Linked DNA regions of Homo sapiens: regions 2 and 3 are each linked to region 1. The links are chromatin loops, found by intact Hi-C in ENCODE. Cell type or tissue: endothelial cell of umbilical vein. All regions are shown on one strand. Links, peaks and the distances in the headings refer to the core of each region. The heading gives the core; the rest is flanking DNA.

The links. Peaks named below come from ENCODE experiments on the same cell type or tissue, not always from the same donor. Only the 100,000 strongest peaks of a DNase experiment are listed, where the experiment ranks them.
Region 2: a loop joins it to region 1, with 6 times the contacts of the local background. A loop is called at or near these places in 6 of 110 quality-filtered maps.
Region 3: it touches region 1 in a loop (4-fold over the local background); 5 of 110 quality-filtered maps call a loop at or near these places.

What each region holds. Positions count from the first base shown.
Region 1 is chr10:129,036,323-129,044,480 of GRCh38, forward strand. It overlaps LOC124902559 (a long non-coding RNA gene), which reads right to left and starts at 431. Exons shown (of 2, transcript XR_007062390.1): 1 at 324-431; 2 at 1-134. In endothelial cell of umbilical vein, for the core only: no CTCF peak of the experiment used is centred there; DNase peaks (open chromatin) are centred at 2,469, 3,309 and 3,499; H3K27ac peaks cover 1,695 bases.
Region 2 is chr10:129,254,303-129,262,460 of GRCh38, forward strand. No RefSeq gene overlaps it. Among named protein-coding and RNA genes, the nearest start is that of MGMT, 210 kb to the right of the region's middle. In endothelial cell of umbilical vein, for the core only: no CTCF peak of the experiment used is centred there; DNase peaks (open chromatin) are centred at 4,449 and 5,089; H3K27ac peaks cover 974 bases.
Region 3 is chr10:129,101,519-129,109,676 of GRCh38, forward strand. No RefSeq gene overlaps it. Among named protein-coding and RNA genes, the nearest start is that of LINC02667, 190 kb to the left of the region's middle. In endothelial cell of umbilical vein, for the core only: no CTCF peak of the experiment used is centred there; no DNase peak of the experiment used is centred there; H3K27ac peaks cover 819 bases.

The DNA.
Region 1 (8,158 bases), core at 1,452-6,451:
TGGCTATTGTCAAGGAGAACCTGCCTTCCACATAGGTAGAGGAATGGACCACCAACCTCGGATGGAAATTCTGGTAGCCTTTTCCCATAAATACAGCATCCTTCTCTCTCTCTTGGCCTCTTCCTATGAACCACCTGATGAAAAAGGCAGTGATGTCAAGCAACTTCTGAGCTCACAAGAGAGATGCAAGGCCGGTGGCATCTGTGTAACAAATAAGCCTGTGTCCCAAGTCCCTCCCAGATCATCATCTTTCACAGTAGCTTCCAAAAAGAAACATGTTGCTATCCCATTGGAAAGGGCAAATGAGGTCCCAAGCCACTTACCCAAGGAGAATAAAAGGTGGAGTGGGCAAACCACCCAACCCAAGCACAGAGCTCTTTCCACTAATCCCCATGGGCACACCCTTGAGAAACTCTAGCCAGACTTGCTGTACTCGCCAAGTCACGCCCCAGCCCCTACAGTGTGCAGGGCTCTGCGGAAGGAAACACGTAAGAGTCCTGCACTCATAAGCTTGTGGTTTGCTTGGGAGACGTGTGAGCCTAAAGTTAACTATCTCTATTATATTTATTTTACATGTAGATAATATTTATATGCATGGAATATTTTCTTACATTATGTATGTGTGTATATACACAAGTGTGTGTGTGTGTGTGTGTGTATATATATATATATATATAGAAAGAGAGAGGTAGGGATGGAATAGGCATGGATGTGGAACGTGTGTATGGCAGTAGTGGTGGGAAGTAGGAGCAGGTCAGGACGCTCAGGGCACACGGATCTGACCACACATGGATCACCCAGCAGTGACACAGATACTCAGGTGATCAAACCGGTCTGGCAGAGTAGTGATGAGGTAAATGAAACCAGGAAAAGAAACCACAGAGCAAGAAGAAGGGGCAGCATCACACCTCACCTTTTCTGGGATGCAACCCCACTTCTGCTCAGGGTCCTCTCTCAGACCCACCTGCCCCAGCACTTCCAGCCCTCAGCAACATTTCTGTTTCCCTGAACTCTTGTAACACTTGGCGTTGCTTCCACAGAACTCAGCTCTGTCTTGCACGTTGTCTTCCCAGAAGTAAACACATATGTGGGCATCTCATGTCTGGGTCTCCTCTTTCTAGCGTGTGCTCTAGGGGAACACTCAGTAGTCTGGCAATGGCCTAGGATGGCCCAGACCAACCAATAGAGTCTCTACCGTGAATCTTTTTTTTTTCTTTTTTTTTTTGAGACGGAGTCTCACTCTGTTGCCTGGGCTGAAGTGCAATGGCACGATCTCGGCTCACTGCAACCTCCACCTGCCAGGTTCAAGCGATCCTCCTGCCTCAGCCTCCTGAGTAGCTGGGATTACAGGTGCCCACCACTATGCCCAGCTAATTTTTTTTTTTTTTATTTTTAGTAGAGACGGGGTTTCACCATGTTAGCAAGGCTGGTCTCGAACTCTTGACCTCGCGATTCGCCTGCCTCGGCCTCCAACTCTTGACCTCGTGATTCACCTGCCTAGGCCTCCCAAAGTGCTGGGATTATAGGCGTGAGCCACCGTGCTCAGTCTACTGTGAATCTTAATGCTAGCACCTGCTGCCAAGTCACTTGGCCTCTCCCGCTGTCACCTACCTCTTCTGTAAAATGGGTGAGTAATACAATCTACCTCACAGGGTGCTACAAGACAGTAGACAGAGCTCAGCCCATTGTGCAGCACACAGTAAGCACCCGACAAAAGAGAGTGGGTAACCCTGGCAGCTGCAACAACTGCACAGGTGATCGCAGCTAGTCCTCAGTTTCCCCATTTGTAGAATGGGTACTAAGGTGTCAACTCTGCAGAAGTTTCATGTGGAGAGAATAATGTACACAAGGAGCTTGGCACATAGTAGATGCTAAAATTATTTTGTCTATGAGCAGCAGGTCTATATATTTTATATCCCCAGAGAGCTTTGCTGAATGTAATAGACACTCCATAAACACTTGTTGATTTACTGAGAAAAGAATTCCTTGTACTAATTACATGCATTCACACTGATGCAAACTGACTCTACCTGTCCATTTAAAGAGAAAGAAACAAAGCATTAAGCTTCCTTCACGGCAAAGGAGCATCAAATCAACAAGCATCACATTGCAGAGCTCTGTCTGGCCAGGTCTTGGGATTCTCAATTGCACATTTGTGTATATGCTTCAGTCAGGAGGACTATTCAGTCTGCCTCACATCATTTTTAAAAGTTTGCAGGTTTTCAGGCTCCAAAAGTGTCATTATATTTGGAATGGAATTTTGCCTCCTCCACCAGTAATGTAATAAAATCTCTGAGTCTGAGAAAAAGTCAGGAAAGGTCAGATGTCAACCAGGTTAACATTAAAATTGTTAGAAAACAGGAACCGTAATTTGGGGATTGAAAAAGAGGCAGAATTCATGTTGTAAGTGCAAGTGATCTGGAAATAGATGTTTATCTTGGCCATTTTCAGGGAAGTGACATCATATCGTGTGTCTACTGGGATATTACTCCTGCATTTTTCAATCCAGATTTTGGCACTAAAGTTGGCAAAATTAGACCATTTTGTTAAACTGATCTTGGAGGCGTCCACCTCCCGAGCACATTACAACACACCTATGACATGACTCTAGAACAATGGGTGAAAAATGGGCCATAAAACAGGAATGGCCTGCTTCATGTAAAGTGGATTTTATAGTGCAGGTGTACCTGCATTTATCGATACTGTAAAGCAGCAAGATTGTGCCACCATAAAGCATAATATTTGTTTTAAAAAAGAGGAGGAGAAAAAGAAAATAACAGATCCGCCTATGAATTTAAAAATTACAATCAGAAAAAATGTAAGCCTGTGGGGCACTTTATAAAAAACATTTGTCATTTTATTATCTTAGATTGCGTACACTTTGTCAGAGGCTTTGTAAGATATGTGAAACAAAAAGGCAATTTGGGGGAAAAGAAGAAAAAAGGAAAAAGAAAAAAAAGCTTTGTTGAACTGAAAAAACAGTTTCCACACCTACTCAGGAAAAGCCACATCTTGAAGCATCTGAAACCCCCGACTGTGGCTGAAATATCCAACTGGTGGTGGGCTTGGGTGGTGGGAGAGTGGCTTGCCCCTTTCGGGTATGAATGGGAAAAGTCTGAATAGGAAGTCCTGCAGGAGTTTTTTATTGCCTATTTCCTTTCGGGAAGATGGCATTGTTTCTCTCTACAATGACTAGGGAAGGGGTGTAAGTAAGACGGGTTGACAGCATCCTTCAAAGCTCCTGCTGGCTGCAAGAGTGCATGGGTTGGTATTTTTTTCCTTGCAGAGCAGATCTTGGCTATTTATAAGTAAGATCACGCTGGTGCCTAAGTTTCCCTTCCCTAGAAAGGGTTCTTGGCATAATGTTTAGATTAAGAAAACGGTCTAAACACAATGCAAGAAGTATCTCCCCACCTGCAGCGCTCCGTGTTTAAAAGTCAAGCTCTTTTCCCTCCCATAGACAACAGCTCCAGAAATACCCCTCTGAGCAATCAGGACACTGAACAACCACCTGCCCAGCAAGCCAGGAAAGGGCAGCTTTGAACAGTTTCCTCTCCTTCTCCTTGACACATTCTTTGCCAAAAAAAAAAAAAAAAAAAAAAAAAAAAAAAACATTCTCCAATGTTAGTGGACTTGGACACAATGAATTTCATCTGAGGGGTTAAGAGAGGGCACGCATTTAGAGCGAGAATAAAACAAATGTTTAAAAAACCCATTATTGGTTGCATTTCAATCCCTGCTCTCCGTTCTTCCTCGGCGCCAAATGCCATCCGCATGCTTGGTGCAGATGTTGTCACAGCTGCCCGCTCACATTGCTGACAGGATGCAGTGTGGGCTCCACCACTCAGGATCCCAGGAGGGTGACCCAACGAGACATAAAGCAAGGACAACTGCAGCAGAGCCTCCAAACTGCTGCCAGGGGGAGTCTCTCTAAAATGCAAATCTGAGCACAGCACTCTCCTGCTGACAGCCCTGCCATGGCTCCCTATTGCTGCTCTCCAGGAAAACTTCCAAGATCCTTAACCTGACATAGAAGGGCCTGCTCAGTGTATCTCTGCTTGACTCTTAAGGCTTGCCTGTCTGTGCTCTCTTTCCTCCTCCCACCAACAATGGATACACTAGCTAGCCTTGCCATGCTGCTTATAGAGGCCTGAGCAAAACAAACTGCTCCAGGCCCACTGTTTCGAATGTTGCTCCCATCTTTTTGACCTGTCAAACTCCTCTTCATGCTTCAAAACCCTACCCAGCTTCTCCTCCTCTATGAAGCCTTCCATGATCCAACCATAGCCAGAGTTAATCCTTCTCTCCTTGTACAACATTTTCATCTAAACATAACTTCTTGCATGTTCTAGTTATTGCAGGTATCATACTATAGCCTACATGTGTGTCTACATGTATGCCCTTAGGGTCCCCCACTCCACTGGTAAGACAAAGCCTGAGTTTTATTTCACCTTTTATCTTCAGCACCTGACACAGTGTCTGGCACATATAATGTGGAGAAAAGAAAAGAAGGGAAAGAAAAAAGAGAGGAAGAAAAGACAGGGAAAAGAGAAAGGAAATGATAATCAACTGTGTCACTCCAGAGTAAAAGCACATCCAGGAAGCCAAGTCTGGAGCTACTGAATAATATTCTTGGTTGGATTTTTCTCCTTCCCCTGACCTGGAGTCTGTAGAAGATGAGAAGACTTTATATCCAAGAAACCAGTTTCATCTCAGGTACAAACACGCAAGTTCACTCTACTCCATGTAATGTGCATCCATTGAGCACCTATTACATTCAAGAACTAAAAATGTACCAACTTGTTCAGAAAAAGTTGTAAATAAAATAATAGGATTGAGCTTCTCAGTTCTATGAAAAAGCCACCGTCTCTTCTCTCATAATAGCACCTGTGAGGTTTTCTTGCTGCTGGAATGTAACATGACATCTGCATGTCACAAACACACAGAAGGATTGCATTTTTACCATGCCGTTATTTCCGTATTTTCTCCTATATATGTCCCCCCTCCATCTAACCATGTAACCTCAGATTTGCAGTGGACTACTGAAACAGTAAGTGTGTTATATAAATAACCAAACCATGGTGAAGGGGAATAGGACATGTTAAAATGTGTTTTTATTTAAAAACAAAAGATACAGTGATGTATGTAGCCATGTAAGGCTAGAGCATCACATTTGGCCAGTGTCATTACACCATAAAAAGGCTACCAAACTTTTGAAGCAGTAGGGATTTTCTGTATCTGGTCATTTTTCCTCTAGGGTGTGTGGTCATCAACATTTTTTAAAACACTTCCTAATTTGGAGTTGGCTTAGAAAAAGATCACAGTGTCTTAGAGATACTCCTAAATATGGGACATTTATATATGGGAGGCATACCTATATGGTTTTTAAAAAACCTCCATATAATCTCACCAGTAAGTGCCTAATCTCACACAAGTCACTCAACCTCTTTGTGCCTTTGATTAATCCTTGATTTTACTACCACAGAGCCGGATGGAAACTTAAAAAATTATTTATTTCTGTCCATCAAATGCATACTTATAAACCCCATAAGAACTTAGGATATTATAATTGAAATGCTAATAAACATAGTGGCAATAATCCAACCATAGAAACAGCGATAGGGAAAGAAAGGACAAAAGGCAGTGATTGACCACTGGCCCTTTCCTGAAACAGGAGCCCACCGTGGCTCTCGGAGTGGAACTGATGCTCCTGCAGCTCCCTCAAGACAGGTAAACAACGAGCTCCGGACCTGCCTCAAACCAATCAGGCAGTGGGTATTGGGGCCTCTGAGTCAAGGCCAATCAGGAGGCAGGTAGCATGCAGGGCACTGAATCGAAGGACCAATCAGTGCATAGGTAGCTCAGTGGGCCTGCCTTCAGGCCTGGGTACCGCATCCCCAGGCCCGCATGGCACACCCTCCTTCCTTTCCTCCATCCTTCCCTCCCTCCATCCACCCTTCCCTACTCCATCCACGGTACCCTCCCTCCATCCACCCTTCCCTCTCTCCTTCCTGGCTTCTGGATCTTGGACTCTGAAAGCCCATTTGGGAGAAGGAAGTCAAGCACTGGAGCACCTTAGGACCTTTCTTCCTTCAAAACACCTTCCACAGTTTTCGAAAGCAGGCTGTTTCTCTCTCCTGGGCATGGCTGGGCCTTTTCCGATCATGGGGATGGGAGAGCCACTCAACAATGGCGCTCAGAACCAAACCACGGCCGGGTCTCCTTCCTCAGGCAGCCGCCTTACCACTGAGTCAAAGACACCAGGAGGCCCCCCATTCAGCTGCTGGGGAAAATGGGAGGTAAAGGTATCGGTGCTGTTCTCGCGGAGTCTTTCTCAAGATTGACCTACTATAAAAAATGTTTATATTAAGGAACTCATTTCCACCCCAGTCCACACCCAGCAGACCTAGAAGGGCCGGTGACCTGAGCGAAAAGTATACGGCTGCCTCGCTAGAGATTCTTCAGTCCAAGAATAAAATTAGCTCTTTTGTTTCACTCACAACCCACAAGCGGAAAGAGCCAAAAAGCCCCCTTCCTCTCTCGCCCACCCCTTCCCTCCTCCCCTCCTTCTCTTCCACTCTCTCTCTCTCACACACGCGCACACACGCGCACGCACACGAACACACATGCACACACACGCGCGCACACCGCACACACAGAGGTGTGGTCTTGTTCTACTCCCACAGTTTATGTTCTCAGCAGCTCCAGCGTATCTCATGCCTGGAAATGTCTGAATCTCCTGCTGGCTCGGTGCTGTGACTTGGGGATTTTTTTTTTAAAGGTTCTTTTATTATAAGCCTAATGGGTCCTGCATTCAGGCTCATGATAAACAGGCAGCTTACTGGGTAAATAGCAAACAGCTTGCAAGCTTTCGGGGGCTTTACAACTCTGGTGAACTGTTCGCAGTGGCTCTAATTTTAACATGCTTGAGGTCAGCAAAAACAATAACAAGTGCACATAAAGCACGCTTAATTCCAAAGTCTTCCCTGTGAAAAAGTTGAGTGCATTAACTGTGAGCTCTTGGCAGCCAAACCTTGTTACATCTGTAACACATCATTTGGTTTATATTCAAATCAATGATTGGCACATAAAGCTCTAACAAATTTATTTATCTCCTAGCCCTCTTCTAAATAACGGCTTGCAAAGGCCATGGTTGTTATTTTCTTGACTTACAAACCCACAGCCCCGTCCAGACAGAGTCTGTTGTACTGTTTCTGTATACCACTCACTCCTAAAACTCCTGTTAGCTTCTTATTTTTCAGGAAACGACGTTTCCTTTAAAAAAAAAAAAAAAAAAAAGCTGATCATATGGTAAAAAACACTAAAGATTTTACTTTTAATAAGAACAGTGTGTCCTTAAAGCGGCATATTTAGCTAGCAGAATGTTAACTGCAAGGTAAGAGTGTTGTTTTATACCCTCAGTAACCAGACCAATTATCTGTAAAGTTTTTTCATATTTAATGCATCCCCAGTCTCCTTTCACCATCTGCCCTTCCCCCTCTAACGTTGTGGAATTTTTATGAGATAGGACAAAAATGGGCATTTCCCTTATTACCATCTCACTGTGGAAATCAAATATGCAAGGAAAGTAGTGTATATACTAATTAGTGCTGAATTCATAATTACTGTGCTCATTGATGGAGATACATTTGAATACATTCAACTCCTTAGGGAGAGGAGCCGGCTGTCCGGGAGAGTTTGAAAAAATGCCCTCAGCCTCTTTTCTTCTTGAAATTAGGGATCTGTGGCATACAGTAATGTTATAAGAAGAAGATCCAAAGTGCCCGCAATTTCTTTAAATATAATTAATCAAGTGAAGCATGTAACCTAATGAACGTATTTGATATAAGCTACTGTTCAAATATGAGCTTTATCTCTGCCTGTGTTGGAATTGCTAAAAGGAAGGGACACCGTCTCATACATTGCTGTTTAAAATGTTACACGGAGCTGGGCGTCAACTGTGTGCATGCTTGTCAAATTAAAAACTGACAGAAAGCCACAATTTTTAATTGCTATAAATTAATAACAATTAGAATTTACAGGCTAATGGGTTGGGCTTGAAGTCATGAAGGTCGGTGCTTATAGAAGGTTGATGAACATCAATTTTCCCTTTCACGCGTGGTTTCTTCTTTGCTCCTGTAACTTCACCATAAGTCTC
Region 2 (8,158 bases), core at 1,373-6,372, 220 kb after region 1:
TAAATAATAAATAAAAGCTAACTGGAATTCAGGGAAAGGAGAAAAGTAGGAATGGGAATAAACTCACTGACTGGGGTGAGCACTGAAGGTGTTTAAATACGGAATTGAAATAAAGCAATTGCAAGAATTTTGGGGTAAAGGCAGCAAGTAAATATTGCTTTTTTAAAAAGCAACAATATTAAAATTATAGCTATGCAAATCCAAAGACAAGGAGAGAGAACAAGAAGTATAAGCCCATCCATTTTCCCACCTTTCATAGATTGGGGTAAATCAATACTATTTGGAGTTGATCAATCAAGAAATAGAAATGTAAGCATTTCTTTAAAGTTATAAAAGTGAGCACTAGAAGAACTAAAAGGAACTTTAGCCCTTCCAAATGCTAGACAGGGGTTCTCTCCCTCAACCCCTTCCTCTCACTCTCTTTCTCACTCTCTTTCTCCCTTTCTCTCTCTCTGTCATATACATATACACACACACACAGAGTGTATGAGCCAAAGATAAAAAACAAAACATTTAAAATGTTTTAGAAACAATAAAAAATCATGCATGACAATTTCTAAAAAGACCTAAGAATGAATACAGATGCATACAATTTCAATCATCATTTTACAGATAATAATAGATACACAATAAATTTAAATTGGATAAGTTGACCTATTAAAAGTATTTATATTAAATCAAAATTCAACCATATGCTGTATGTAAGAAACATCTTTAAAAAGTTACCCAGAAAAGTTGAGACTAAAAGAATGCCAGCAAAAGGAACAGCAGAGGTGAACAAGATATCAAAGCAAGAAGCCCACAAGCATGAAACTCTGTGTGGAGCACAGCATCTCAGAATGCTCCCAGCGATACCATGAGGTCTCTCATATCCCCCTCTTGGTTCCTTCATAGTGCTATTTACCTCTGCAGCTTGTCCAGTATCTTGTTTATTCGTGATTTGCTGTCTGTCACTCACGCATACAAATGTCAGCTTGGCGAGGGCTGACGTTTTCCTCTGCACATTCCTGGTGCCTGGAATAGCACATGGTTGCTGCACAGGAAATATTTTTTGCAAGAATGAATAAAAAATAGATACAATTTCAATCACTATTTTACAGATGATTCAAGACAAGAAAATCTATTAATGTAGTTCACATATCAATAGACAAAGGAGAACATTTGATAAACACACGTCAAAAGGAAAGTTTATAAAATTCAAAGTTCTTTTCTGATTTAAAAAAAACAAGAAATTGACTAGATTCACCCTTAAATTGTGTACATGCAGACAACACAGATACACACACATCACTCACCAAAAATCAAAAGCTATCATGATACTTAATGCTGATGTTTGGAAGCATAACCAATAAAATAAAAACAGAACAAATGTTCCTGCTCTTCCTCAATTTTTTGTAATAGTACTTACCAAAGAAATTACTCAACACAAGAAAATCTAATATAGTCTTAAGTTCTTGTATTTTTCTAGAGGAGGATAGAGATATTTGTGTTCAAAAAAATTTAAGTAATTACTAAAACAACAGAATGTTTACAATCCAACAGAGCAGGGAATATGAAAACTTGAGCAATCAAACAGAAGGCAGAAAATGAGAAACAAAAAGGCAAAGAAAATTGTAATTATAAATTATCATTATTTACTTATTCATTACTACTTACTACTATTATTTAATATACATTATTAAAAGCCAAATACTTAGAAATGAGCAGTAAAAAACAAAACAGGAACTCTTATAGGACATAGCTAAAGCAATATTTGGAGAAAAATAGATTTTTGAGTGCATTTAGAAGAAAAATTGAAAAAGAATAAGCCAAGTCCCCAACTCAACAAGTTGTGTAAGAACAAAAAATAAACCGAAGGGAGGTGGGAGGCAGGATATATCAGAGACGACTACACAGACTGGAGATGAACAAAACATGGTGCGTCTCTGGGGAAAAATCAAGTTACCAGAACGATTAGAAATAATAAAACATGAGTAAGTTTGTGGGCTATGAAATTGTTCTTCAGAAATTAATAACTCTTTTCAACGTAAAATAGTTCAAAACAAACTGGAAAAGGATTTCCCATTCACAATAGCAAGAAATTAGATGAGAATTCTTAGGTATAAACTAAAGAAACATGCACGGTAGAAAAACATTGAACTCAATGAAGGGACATAAAAGAAGACTAATAAACAGGAGGCCGCAGCCCAAGAGTACAGAAGTAAGTTCTCCAAAAATTAATAGATTTTTAGAAATCAAGATTTTTTTTAGAATTGAACAAAATTATTCTAAAACAACTGTATGGGAAGATAGCCGAGCAACGCTTTTAGGAGAAGAACGATCTCCACTAACAAAACATCTGAAAAAGTGACACTATTTAAAGCACTTGATACATACAAAATATGCTAAAATTCATAAAACCTTACACTAAAAGAAAAAAATTCAACTTTACAGCATGATAATCTAAAAAGCTTTTATTTAAAAGGCAATATGATATGGACAAAGGATTATTAAGTAAATACATGCAACAGAAATCCAGAAACTAATCAAATACATATAATAATTTTCCTCTTATAATGTAACCACTTCAAACACTGGAGAGAAAGATGAAAAATAAATTGTGTTAGAACAAATGAATAACAATTTGGGGAAAGGGAGGAATGGATCACTGCTTCAACTCAGTTGAATATATTCATCAGTTAATTTCATTTGGGCCAAATACCTAACTTCATAAATAAAACCATGATAGTTATTTAAAAAGCGTAGGTTTTTCCTAATAAACCAAAAATGGTTAAACTGGTTATAATTGTTGTAAAAAAAAAAAGCCAAGTAAAGTAGATGACTGATAACTGACTAAATAAAATGTTTAAAATTCTGTAAAGCAAAAGTGCCATATACGAAATCAGTAAAGAAATGAGGCCAGGCACAGTGGCTCATACCTGTAATCCTAACTCCACCAAGATGGGAGGATCGCTTGAGGCCAGAAGTTCAAGACCACCCTGAGCAACATAGTGAGACCCCCATATCTACAAAAAAACTTAAAAAATTAGCGGAGCGTTGGTGACACGTGCCTGTAGTCCCAGCTACTCAGGAGGCTGAGGTGCGAGTATTGCTTGAGCCCAAGAGGTTGAGGCTGCAGTGAGCCATGATCACACCACTGCACTCCAGGCTGGGCAACAGCATGAGACCCTCTCTCTTAAAAAAAGAAAGAAAGGAAAAGGAATAAAATGAAATGCTCACAACCTTAGGACAGGTAAAAGGGAGATTTTGTGAATGTAAAAGTAATTCATACACATCTTGTTTGTTCCTTTAAACCTGATCAACCCAAAAGGAAAATGTCCACAGATATGAACAGGCTGTTGAGAGAAGAAATACAACAAAGATATGAAACCACTGTAAGTAAATAAACGCAAATCAAAGCAAAAAGCGGCACTTTCAACTCTAGTTTTGTGAAGGCTTACCAGCAAGTGAATGTCCAGTTCTGGCAATCGGATGAGGAAAAGAACACTCAAAGCTTCTTCAAAACAGTATGAATGGGTCCTCGGTTGAGGAGGGTAATTGGGTCCTTGGTTGAGGAGGGTAATTTGGCAATATTCCTCAAAAGTTAAAGTGCACATAGGCTTTGATCCAGCAGTTCTACATGTGAGGCTTCGTCTTACAAATGCACTCACTTAATTGCACAAAAATTCTCTCTTTTTCACACACACAAACACACACACACACCTGTTTATTCCAAAAAATATACAGAAAAAGCTTTCTGTCTGCAAAGTTCTGATGTTTTCACTTTGTGTGCATGATTTTTATTCTCTCAACAACTATGTGGCATAAGTTTCATTTATTCCCATTTTACAGGGGAGGAATTGGGTTCCAAGAGGATAAGTAGATGGCTGGTGAGTGGTAACCTGTGATTTGAACTGAGTCCCTTTTGTAACCGGACTTACACTCTTAAGCATTATCCTTGTTCTTGCCTTCCTCTTGTTCATAATAATGGAAAATGGGAAACAACGTGTCTTAATGGAGGACGAGTTAAATAAATTGGTTGCTGGAATACTAAGCAGGTTTAATTTTCACCAGGTTGAATTTATGTACAGAAAAGCAAAAAAAAAAAAAATGTCTAAAATATGTTAGGCAAGAAACAGCGAGGTTCAGGGAGTATGTAAAATGCTATAATATTATTCATCTCGTGTATGTGCAAAGCCAATGCCTGTAAGAGTCCAGAGGAAGGTCTCCATACGACAACCTCTGGGGAGAAGAGCTGGGGCGACTGGGAAATGGTTTGGCCAGGGTGTTGGGGGAACCTTTTCATATAACAGATTTTGTACTCTTTGCTTTCTTTAATAATGAACGTGTCTTTCTTCTATATTTTCTAAAAGCTAAGTTTGAAATAAAGAATAAACATTTCCTGGATACTTCCCCAGGATATGAGTCTGTTCCAAGAGGCACACACCCAAGTCAGGAGGGTTGGCAGCATTCTGACAATATGATTTCTAGAAAGAGAGGAAAAAATGACTTCAAGATGTGATGCTTCCTCATAAACAGAGGGCCATCGGAGCTGAGCTCCTGGTTTGATAGTTGAATGTCCTGATGGTGTTTTTTTTCTGGCTATTCTACAGAGCGGGTCTTTAGGAAATCCTGCCACACCAAGGGCTTCGGCTGTGAGCTCGGTCCTATTTTTACAGGACTTCTTCCCCCATCACTCATTTTCAGCAAGAATGTGCCCCACAGTTCAAGGAACTCAAGGCAGGGCCGTTCTTCTATCTTTGGCACAAATATTCCACGTTTTCCTGCCTAGGACAGTCCCCACTCTCCAGGAGAAATTCTACAGCTCAAGAGAAATCTGCTCATCCCTCTAAATAAGGGCAGCCTCGCAGAGCCGAGAAGGGGAAAAGGTGCCAAGTGACAAGGGATGCTTCCATGGGCTCCACCACCTCAACAGGGAGGCAGATTTTGAAAAGAATAGTGCTAGGAACTTCTAGGGGGTGAAAGAGTAAAGCTGTGAATAAACCACCCAACCCAGTCTCCCATGGCATTTTTACAAAAGAAATTAGAATTTCATCACACAGGGCTTGTGAGAACACAAGCTGTATTTCAACACCCTCTTCCTTACATAAACATCAACGACATGGTCATTTGCCTGTTTGTGAATTTCCATTATGAATAATTAAAAAACAAAACCCACTTCAGTTAGGGAAGATATACAACTCCTTATCAGAGGACAGTAGATGTTCTTCTTAACAGTGTACAGACAGGAAGATTAAATTTCAGAGAGAGATTTATTTTGTGCGATTGTCCCGTTATTCACCAGAGAATTGTGCAATGCAAGTAATCTGATCAGAATAATGCATAGGGACATATTTCAGAAAACCAATAATTGTGGTAACGTTGAACTGTGCAAGGTGCCAAAATAAAGTCCAGAATCACTCTCACCCTTTCCCCCAATTCCTTAATCACGGCTTCATAATACGCGGCCACATTGTCCATTACAGGCACAAGCTGGCAGAAATCACTATTGGACTTGTAGAGATTTATTGTCATTTGAGATCCAAAGCACTTCTCTAGACCCAAAATCAAAATGGTATTTTACAGATAAGCCCTAGCAAGATTTTACAGCTCTTACATCTTAAGGATTCTTTATTCTTGGCTAGGTCCTGCAGGGTTTTTATTATTATTATTGTGTTAGTCAAACAATAGAAAAACTACTAAAACTGGCTGTATTTAAATTCTGTTTACTTCTTTAACCTTTTGACTTACCTACATAAAAGGTAATCTTTCAGGAACAAGTTCCAAACAGAATCACTGCCTATTTGCTTTCCTCAAATCCTCATGGAATAAACAGAATCTGTAACAAGATCCCTTTCACCATTTTTTATTCTGCTCATATTTGCAATGATTTTATAACTGACGGCTGGGCCGCCTCTCTCCCATCATCGCAATCAGTGCATCCTGGGATTAAAAACCATTTAGGGCCCAAGTCTTAAACAAACTCCCCACACAGCAGTATAATGAACATTATGCATTGTTTCTTTTTATTGTTGCTAGCTTTATCGGCTCGGCCAAGAAGCTGGGGAGTTCGTCCTCATTTTTAAGCAGAGGAGTAGCCCGCTTACCAACATGGCCAGTGGCATCCAGCGAGATTGCAAAGGTGGCAGGGCAGTTATGCATGAAGGCTTGATGACCACCTGCCCCGTTTTATCATAAAACGGTCACACACTAGATACTTCTCCAGAGACTTTTCCTGGGAATATTTTCTTTACAAACATGAACTGGTGTCTAAATTGCTCAAGAACAAATATGTTGAGTAGCTGAAAAATTGCATTAAGAAGAGCAAAGCAATCTAACAAGTACCTGAGAAGCCTCATCAGAGGGGAAGGTGCAGGCCGTTCTCCGTTCAGTGGCCTGTGGATGGATATGCCCGGAGGCAGCGCCGCCTCCACCCACCTTCAGCGAGGTGGCCCCAGCAGGGCAGGGGGTGCTTCCACCCTGCTCACCGAGCCTCCGTTAATGAAATTAAGCGGGAAGGTCAGCTGCATTCCCATAGGATCTTCTTCCAGGATCCCGCAGCATTAAGTAGGGAGACTAGGCTGGAATCAGCCCCACTCCACTACAATTTCCCAGAGCTAGGTCAAACATAGGAACTGCTCTGCAGAAACTGAATTCCAGATAAGATTCTAGTAACTCCTTCTGTTGTTATCTCTGAAGATGATTAGACTTGGAATCTTAGGTGAATTTGAATTTGGACAATAAAACCAGAGAATATTTTAATAAGTGAGCATGGTCTCGCATCGGTTTTTCCATGCCTACCTAGAAATGACTCCCCTTACTGATAATTAACAGGGAGGGACCAAGCTCCATCTCAAGAGTCAGCACTAATCTTGAGTTTATCCATGAAAATGAGAAATGGGTGTTTCTTAGGGTAATGAACGCCTTCTGATCCTCACATTTTTAATATCTTAATAATAAATAACATCACCACCTTATATTTATATAATGTTTCACAGTAATTGCATTATTTCTACTTCTTTACTATATGAATAAGGTAGACATTATCGTTTGAGATGATAACATGGAGCTATGCAAAAATATCAACTTTATTCCTGTTAAAATCAGGCCTAAGTCTGTTATCACTATGACTGTTTAACATTGTTCTGATTTATCCAATGAAGTAACATGTGAAATACTTCACAATAAACAATTATAAATGACAAAATCATTCACTGCAAATAACGTGAGCACACACATAAAATCTCTTAGAATTAATATGCAGGTTAAGTGGCCAACACAAGTTGAATATAGAAAAATTAATTCCTAACTTATTAGAAGATGTAATGGGAGAAAACGACTTTCATAAGATCAAACAAGAACATAAAATGCAAGGATGACTCCTAGCAAGAACCATACAGAATTTTCAATGGGAAACCACAGATATTTCCTGGGTGATATTAAGAATTTTATAGAAATATGTCATGATCATTGATGGGAGGGCTGAATACAGTAAAGATGAATATTTTCCCAGTTAATTTAAAAGACCAATGCGAATGCAGACACAATCCCAATGGAGATTGTTATGGCACGTGACAGAATCATTCTAAAATTTATAATAAAAATAAATAGCAACAAAGAGCTAAGAAATTGTAGGGGGCAGGGGAGAACAATAAAAGGAAACTCTCTCTGTCAAAACCTCTCATTTATCTAATGGTTTTTTCACCTAAAAGGGAGAGTTACAAATTATGAGAAAGAAATGTGTATGCAAATAGCCATAGTTAGCAAAAAGTGTTCGGAAAATAGTGTTTAAAAAACCTGACATAGGTTATTGGCACATGATGGAACAAAATAAATTCCAGATGGATAAAAATAATCCAGTGAGTAAATAAGAAATAAATAAGCCAATTTTTAAAAATAAGACTTTTTTTTTTACATCTTTGGGCTATAAATTCCATAAGAGGAGAATAATAGTCTTTTTACCCCAATGAATTTGTGCAATGAATGAATGTAAAAACGGTAAAATAATAGAAAATTCACAAAGAAAATATGGATTGATGTGATGGTTTTCAATGTTTTCTAGAATTAAGGGACAAATAAATCTGGGAAAGATTGCAAATAATATGATCAAAGGTTAATATTCTTAACACATGGGGATTTTATTCATCAATAAGAAAAAGACAATTTGAGACAAGCGGAG
Region 3 (8,158 bases), core at 1,373-6,372, 65 kb after region 1:
TCCACTCCTGTCTGTAAGAACATGGGAAAGAGCAGATGAGAACCTCACTTTAACATTTAACTACAAACCAGGTCCAAAATGAAATAGCTATCTGCTCAGACATACACATCAGCCTGCTTTTGATACCTTAAGATCATTGTAGGGTCACCCAGGCAGAATGAGCTCAAACCTTCGCAAGGAAAACCAGGTCTGTGGCAGCCGTTGGCCGAATGCCAAGGCAGTGAGGGATTTGTGCTGAAACCCCTCTCCTCACCCACTTTAGCAGAGCACCAAAGCACTCAGCCCAAAGCCTGCCTTTCAGAAGTGTGTGTGCATGTGTGTGTGTGTGTGTGCGCCTGCCCGCGTGCATGTGTGCCTAGTGGGGAAGGGTGGGAGGTTCTGTGCATGGGAGATTCTTCTAATTGCACAATGTGTTTCATGCGTCTTCCTCCTCCTATGTTAGGATGATGTCCACAGCCACTCAAAACCTGGGCCTGGCCACAATGGAAGGTAGCATTTACCACTCACAAGGCATTTTGCCATTTTCCCGGGTTAAGGATGCTACCTTTCTGTGCAGTGAAGGATGGCCTAGGCCTGGTCTTTCACAGTTGAATTAAGACATTGGGTTTGCATATTGAACTTTTTGCAAGAAACAAGTGGACTTCGGGATAAGTTTCATTTTCTAGATGCTTTTGATTAAAAAGAAACCAAAACTAACAAAAAAGAATATGGTGTGAGGCTTAGCATTGTGAAATGAGAATCAAGAGATGTGAGTTTGATTCTCAATTCTGCTGCAAAGCTGGGAGATTCTGGCCCTCAGGATTAGTATCTTGAATGTACCATTTCTTCACCTGTACTTAAAAGGTGAAATATTGGACCCAAAGGCTATACAAACTCCAAATTCTAATTTCAGGCTTTTTGGAAATTATAGGAAAGATGTGTGTATGATGATGATGGCTCCCAGAGCTTAGGCTGGCTTGGAGACGCAGGGGAATCACCCCAGTGGAAAACAAGAATCCACACGCTATTGGGCTTATCCTTGCCCAGGAGTTCATTTCTCTGTCCCTCTCTGACCCAAGCTTCTCCCTCCAGCCTGCTGTCAGAAGTTGGGATGAGCTGGAAGGACCATGAGGCAGAGCAGTCCTTGAGCAAAGTGACCCTTTTGCCACTTTGAAACTATCTATTGAGCTCCCATTCTGTTTCATGATGATTCTAGGTGCTTGTCCATTAGGGAACAAACAAAGATGCTTCCTTCCGTGGAGAGACATAAAATTAACAAGAAATGTCAAATCATACCTCACATAGTGAAGTAGCTGGTAACTGCTATGGGAAAATGTAGAAAAATGAAATGGAGTAAGGCAAATTGGCATTCAGGGTGTCAGGGCAGGCTGCCCATCAACAGATCCTCAGGGTAGCCACCATGAGAATGGGACTTCTGGTCAAGGATTTGATAGACACGTTGGCTGAGCCATGAGATTATCTGCAGGAAGTGTGTTCTAGCAGAGCTCATGGCCACTGCCAAGGTCCTGAGGCCGAGCCTGCCTGGGATGTTCAAGGAGCAGCAAAGAGGCCAGAATGCCTGAGTCAGGAGTGTGGGGACTTAGAAGCATAGGGGATGATTAATTGCATGTGGTGACTTGGCTGGGCCTCAGTGCCCTGATAGGTGACAAACATTATTCTGGATGTTTCTGTGTGGGTGCTATTGGCCAAAGTTCACATGGAAATGAGTGGACTTGAGTAAAGCAGTTATCCTCTATGATGTGAGGGGCGTCAGCCAATCAGTGGAAGGCCTGAATACAACCAAAGACTGACCTCCCTAAGCAAGGGGGATTCTGCAACAGACTTGAACTTGCCCTCAGACCTGAATGGCAGCACCGGCTCCTTCCTGGGATGCCAGCCTGTGCCAGCCCACCCTGCAGATTTGGGATTTTCTACCCTCCATAAACACATGAGTCAGTTACTTAAAATAGATCTCTTTCTAAATATGTACCATCCCATTGTGCTTTGGTGGAGAACCCTGACTCACCCAACACAGACACAGAACTGTGGGCATCTTTCAGGCTGCGGGAAGACCTTGCTCACTCTGAGGCAAAGCCCTGGCAGCATCTCCACGAGGGCTGAGGGACTGCTTTGAACACCTTCCTCCTTCCCAGGACAGCCAGCTCCTCAGCACGAGAAGCTCAGCAACTCCTTTGAGGATAGGGAGTGGGAAATAAAGGGTCACAAATTGTATGATGTTTGACCTAGATGTAAAATTGCCTCCCCAATGTGTGAATAACATAGAATAACCTTTCCACCAAAAAAAAAAACCAAACCATGCTGTATACAAACAGCATCTGATTATATCAAAGAAGACTCACTCATAGAGTATGGAGCCCAGGAGGCAGGCAGCTCAGGATGTGTCTCCACCACAGGCCCCTGCTCCTGGATGGCTCGGGGAAGCACACTGGTGAGGGCATCCCCCTGCCCAGCCCCACCAGCCCTATCTGGGCTACAGCTAAATCCTCTACTTCCCAGGTCCAGCTTAGGGCCTTTTCCATGAAACCATGGGAAACCTCAGGAGGAATTTTCTCTTCCCTGCTCTGTTCTTCCACAGTGACCTATGGACATCAGGGTGCATCCCTCTGCCATTTGGGATCCTGCTCGCTAGGACTTTCAGGAACCCAGCAAATGCTGGCAGGAGGAAGGAGGAAAATGCCTGGTGGATTCTGATGGTGTTGGAGAGCAATAACATAACCACTCCCAGGCCCTGCTCACGACAGCTCTGCCCCTGGCCCTTCCAGGTCATTCTGACTTCTGATGGCTAGCTAGAGGGAAGAGCTTGGGATCAGAGAGGGAATTTTCTGGAAGCCTCCTGACATCCATGTCCTCCAGGGCATAGACCTGGGTACCTTCTCCCATACTCCACAGGAGGCCCCTCCCCTGCAGGCACCTGGCTGCCAGCCACTGTCAGCTTCCACTCCACATGCAGCAGGTGATGCAAACTGACTCAAGTTTTCACATGACTCAAGTCCTAAGTTGCTGGTTCAGCATTGGCTTTGTATTTTTTTTTGCATTTATTTCAGCTTCAAGGAATGAGTCTGTTGGAAATCCTATGCACTAAACAGTTTTTGGAAACAGACTCTATCACCAACTCCCTCTTGCATTCCCAACTTCACCACAGAGTCTCGCATTCAATCAGCATCGACCCATTAAACACATTATGGAGTGCAAGAGAAGCACACAGTTATGAGAAATAAAAATAGGAAAATACGTCTCCAATGACTAGAGGGCGTCTCAAGATGAAAACACTGTTCTTCTGTCAACATAAAACACCTTTGCGTCACACAAGAAATCAGAGAAGAGGCCCGCTGCCATCTGTAGTTTTATTTTCCCAAGCCCAGGCAGAGCCACTTGGCTCCCCACGTCCCATGGACTTCACAACTTCAAAAATTCTTTTTTTTTTTTTTTGAGACAGATTCTTACTCTGTCGCCCAGGCTGGAATGCAGTGGCATGATCTCTGCTGACTGCAACCTCTGCCTCCCGGGTTCAAGAGATTCTCCTGCCAAGTAGTTTGGATTACAGGCACACGCCACCATGTCCGGCTAATTTTTGTATTTTTAGTAGAGAGGGGGTTACGCCATGTTGGCCAGGCTGGTCTTGAACTCCTAATCTCAGGTGATCCACTCACCTCGGCCTCCTAAAGTACTGGGATTACAGGCGTGAGCCACCGCACCAGGCCCAAAAATTCTTAATGTGAATCTCAAGTAGAGAAACAGGAAGAGGATCAGGAACAGTGAATGTTCATGTCCAAGTTTGATGTTTGTTTTTCTTTTAACTTCTTAACTCTTGAAACATCTTATCAGTGAAACCACAGAGAGATGTTTCTCTCTCATTCGCATGAAATAACAGACCACAGCCCTTAAAATTAAAATAATGAAAACACTCAAGTAACTCTTGATGTTGTTAAATGCAAGATAAATATTTGAATGCTTCTTTTTTTGCCAACATTTTTTACATATTTGTGGAAACATCCAGGGAAAACTGTATTCTGTGAAGGAGAAAAATAAGATAGAGCCAGGGGAGTTTTAATTGAGAGTCTCTTACTAAATTACTCCCTATGTGCAATTTTCCCCTTGGATAAGCCACGGCATTTTCAGGGGCAAGATGCTTCTGGAACTTGGCAGTACTCTTTGGCACTTCCTACAACTGTCCACAAATATAAAGAAGGGAAATTCCTTGGTTAAGATTTACCTCAATGCACATAAATTTCATCTCTGGTAAACAAGTAAACTTTTGTCCCTTGCATAGAAGGAATTCTTAGATTCCCTCGTGGCTTCATGTGGCAGCCAGCATCCCACCATAGAGGCCAAGCCATTCTCCCATCAGCCTCCTCTAAGGCCAGGGGCATCTGAAGATGACTTGAGAAAGAGGACATCTCTATTGCAATGTCCCTAAGTGACCTACACTCTCAGAAGAAAAACCTGCTGGATCCAATGACCACACTCACAGGGGCAGAACCAATTTTAAAGTCTTTTCCCGCTACAAATTTTAACCCCAGGCATATGGAAAAATTCTTCTGAGAGAGATGCTCTTTCTGGCTTTTATACCTCTCTCATGGAAAATTCTATAGCAAACAAGGTTTTCAGAAGGCGTCACTCTCAGGCATCGGAAGAGATCTGTGGAAACTAATAAGCCATCATAGAGCCTTACACTCTAGACGCTCAATAAACACCAGCAGAATGAGCGTCTGGTGAGATTCTCCTACGGAGGTCCACAGCTTGGACAAACTAGAGTTGAGAGTCAAACCATTTATTGATTTGTTTGCTCACTGTGTTTATGTATCTAGAAGTAAAGAAATTAAGCTGTTTTAAAATTAATAATTGATTCTTCCCCAAAACATCTAAATTGGCTAATAATCATAAATTTATCAAAAATAAAAAGGTCTACCCAGGCTATAATTAGGATTTGGAAAATGGCCAACTCCCTTATTAATGTTATCTTGGATGATGAAAACACTGAATTCTGCTAGTTCAGCAGATTCTATACCGACCCAGTAATACACGAATGGGTCAGGTCCCTCAAAATTTCAGTAATATTCTAATAACAAACAGCGTTCGGACAGAAATATTAGCTTTTGGAGATCAATGAGGTAATACTTTCAGTCCTTTGTTAATATGATACTTGTGGTGGTGAATATTCTTTCAGATGCATGTCTCAAAAATACTGTGGTGACTGTCAAGAAGTAATACATCCACCCAAGTTCCAGGATTTGTTAGAACCAAGTAATGATGAACCTGAAGGAGTGAATAGAAACAACTAAAGCCTGGGCTGGAGGGAAGCACAGATGTACTGGAGTTTTTGAAAATTCACATTTGCTTTCAGTCATTTAAACTTCACCAGGACTGACCCTAGCATGAATCCAAATGGTCATGTGATGTAAGGGCATTCCGTGATTTGAGGTGACAAAATAAAAGCTGTCTTAATCTTGCAGACCTAGTCAAATTATGAGACAGGAAGCACCAGGTTCTCTCGGGGGATAAACAGAAAAATTCATGTGGACAAGACGTTGCAGCCTCAGTTGTCCATCTGGCTGTCAACTTCACTAGGTGTGCGCCATTGAATGGAACCACAGCAGTGGCTGCATTTGTCAAGACAGGCAAGGATGTGAATATGAATATGGAATGGCTGTGGCTGTGGACTTGATTGTAGATGGATCAGGAAGTGGATGAAAATGTGGATGTTGCCAGGCACGGTGGCTCACACCTGTAATCCCAGGCCTTTGGGAGGCCGAGGCAGGCGGATCACCTGAGGTCAGGAGTTCGCGACCAGCCTGACCAACATGGAGAAACCCTGGCCCTACTAAAAATACAAAAATTAGCCAGGCATGGTGGTGCATGCCTGTAATCCCAGCTACTCAGGAGGCTGAGGCAGGAGAATCTCTTGAACCCAGGAGTGGACATTGTGATGAGCCGCGGTCATGCCATTGCACTCCAGCCTGGGCAACAAGAGTGAAACTCCATCTCAAAAAAATAAGTAAAGAAAATGTGGATGTTGAGATGGAGGCAGATAGGCATGAGCCTGTGGATAGAGACATGGATGTGAATGGGGATGTCGATAGGAATATGGTGGGGATGGGGCTATGGATGAAGATGCAGATGGGGAAGGGGTGGGGAATGGGGTGAGGATGGAAATGGATATGGATGTACTTAAGAATAGGAAGATGGATGGGGTGTGGGGGGTGTGCTGGGAACACATGGGCATGAGCATCTGTGTATGCATGTGGGGTGTGGAAGGGAACGGAATCATGCCATTAGCAGTTTGTGCCTCACCTCCAAATGTGGCAGCTACGAAATCTTATCCCCTCTTGAGATGAGATTCAGCCTGACCAGTCCACTTTCTCTGCCTGACATCAAGCATCTGCCATTTCTTGGGGGTGTTGATTTATAATATGGATATTGAGTTTTATTCCGAAATTTTGTGAGTTGCAGTAGTCCTGTGCCCTTTCTTCTGACCACCCGATCTAGCTTTCCCACCCCCCTGGACTAATTGTCTATAGTCAATAGCCATTGACTAATAGTCATGGTCCCCTCACATCATCCTACACCTTCAGGAAACCTGTATCCTAAATGGGTGACAAAACAGACAACTGTGTAGTTGAAAAGTGAGAAACACTGATTATGTCTTTAGCTAGCTAGTATAAATATTTCCTGCACTTGGGGCAAACATTATGATAGAAACAAATCTTCAAAACACTATCACTTCCATTGTAATTTCTATCATTTAAATGCCTGCTGGAGCTGCGAATTTTTTTTCCATACCCCAGGTTTACATTTGACTTGTTTCTGACAATCTTCTCTATTGAATTCAGGAATATACCCCTAACTAGTGAAGGTACACCTGGCCAATCACCTCCTCTCCTGCTATTGGAATGAGTCAATAAGTCAATTACGTGTTCAGCAGACATTTCAATGCTGTGGGTCACAAGAACCTTATAGCCTCTGTGCTACACAAACTACACAGCCATTCACTCACACTGTCACTCACTGATTGCACCGTGCCTGGGAAATTATCCCAAGATTGCATAAGATTGATGGACAAATACTGTAGCCTCACTTTGCTGGAGTTGGAATGGCATCCTTCTGCAGTCCTCTGAGATGCTGTGTGCCTCCCTTGGGAGTCCCGGGGTAATTACACACCACAGTCACCATGTGCATCTCCACTGTGGGGTGGTTGGAATCAAATTCCTCCCCACGCCTGTCAGGTCAACGAGCTAAGAATCCCTCCGAAGATCTGAACTTAGCTGGTAAGCTCAAAGGTCTGACTTTCATGAGCCTATGGGACTCTCTTCTTTTTGACTGAAAGGCCACATGACAGATTTGGTTAGGCAAGCGGGGCTCTTCAAAGAAGTGTCTTTAGGTTTTGTCACTGTGCCAGCATCTATGTGAACGCTGCTTCTGGTAGAATTTCGAATCATTAATATTATCCTCGTGGAGACTAGTCAAGGGTCACATGAGAGTAGTTGGCTTTCAAAGGCATTCCATAGTCCACAGGGTTCATTGCATGTGTGGAGACATCTCTCTTTTCTTGTGGGAGGCCCTGCCTGTTGGGGGTCTGGCTGACAGAGCTCAGGAGGGGAATTGGGGTCTGTGGATGTGGGTGAAGCATCACTTCAGAGGGTAGATGAGCCGGAGGAAGTTGAGCTGAGGCCTCCTCTGCTGAGAGTCTGTGTGAGAGAAAACACCTCTGGAGTAGACTCTGTGTTGAAAAAGTGGCAAGGCTACTCCAGCCTGGCAGGCTGTCGGCCAGCGTGTTAGGTCTGATGGGAGCGGTGACCACCTGGATCTCTCCGCCACTCCCGCTGGGTCAGTCAGGGCTCCCAGAGAACCAGGGGGTGATGTCTCATTTGGTATGGTGGTCTCATTTAAGTTGGAATGGGGGACGAAGCAGGGCTATGCCAAGTTTAAGAGGATCTAGAAGGAGAGGGTCATAAATCATTGCCATGTGTTGGCACCCAAAGTTTAGCAGCAAAGCTTATGATAATGATCAGAGCCACTGGGAAAGCTGCACAGATTCACCCGTTGACTTGTGCTTTATGAATCAGGTGGCCATTCAGGGAGTTCATGAAAAGCCAATTAGAGAGGGACTTTTTCCAGGTCATCTTTGGGCACTGGAAGGGTCTTTAAGGTTATGGAATCC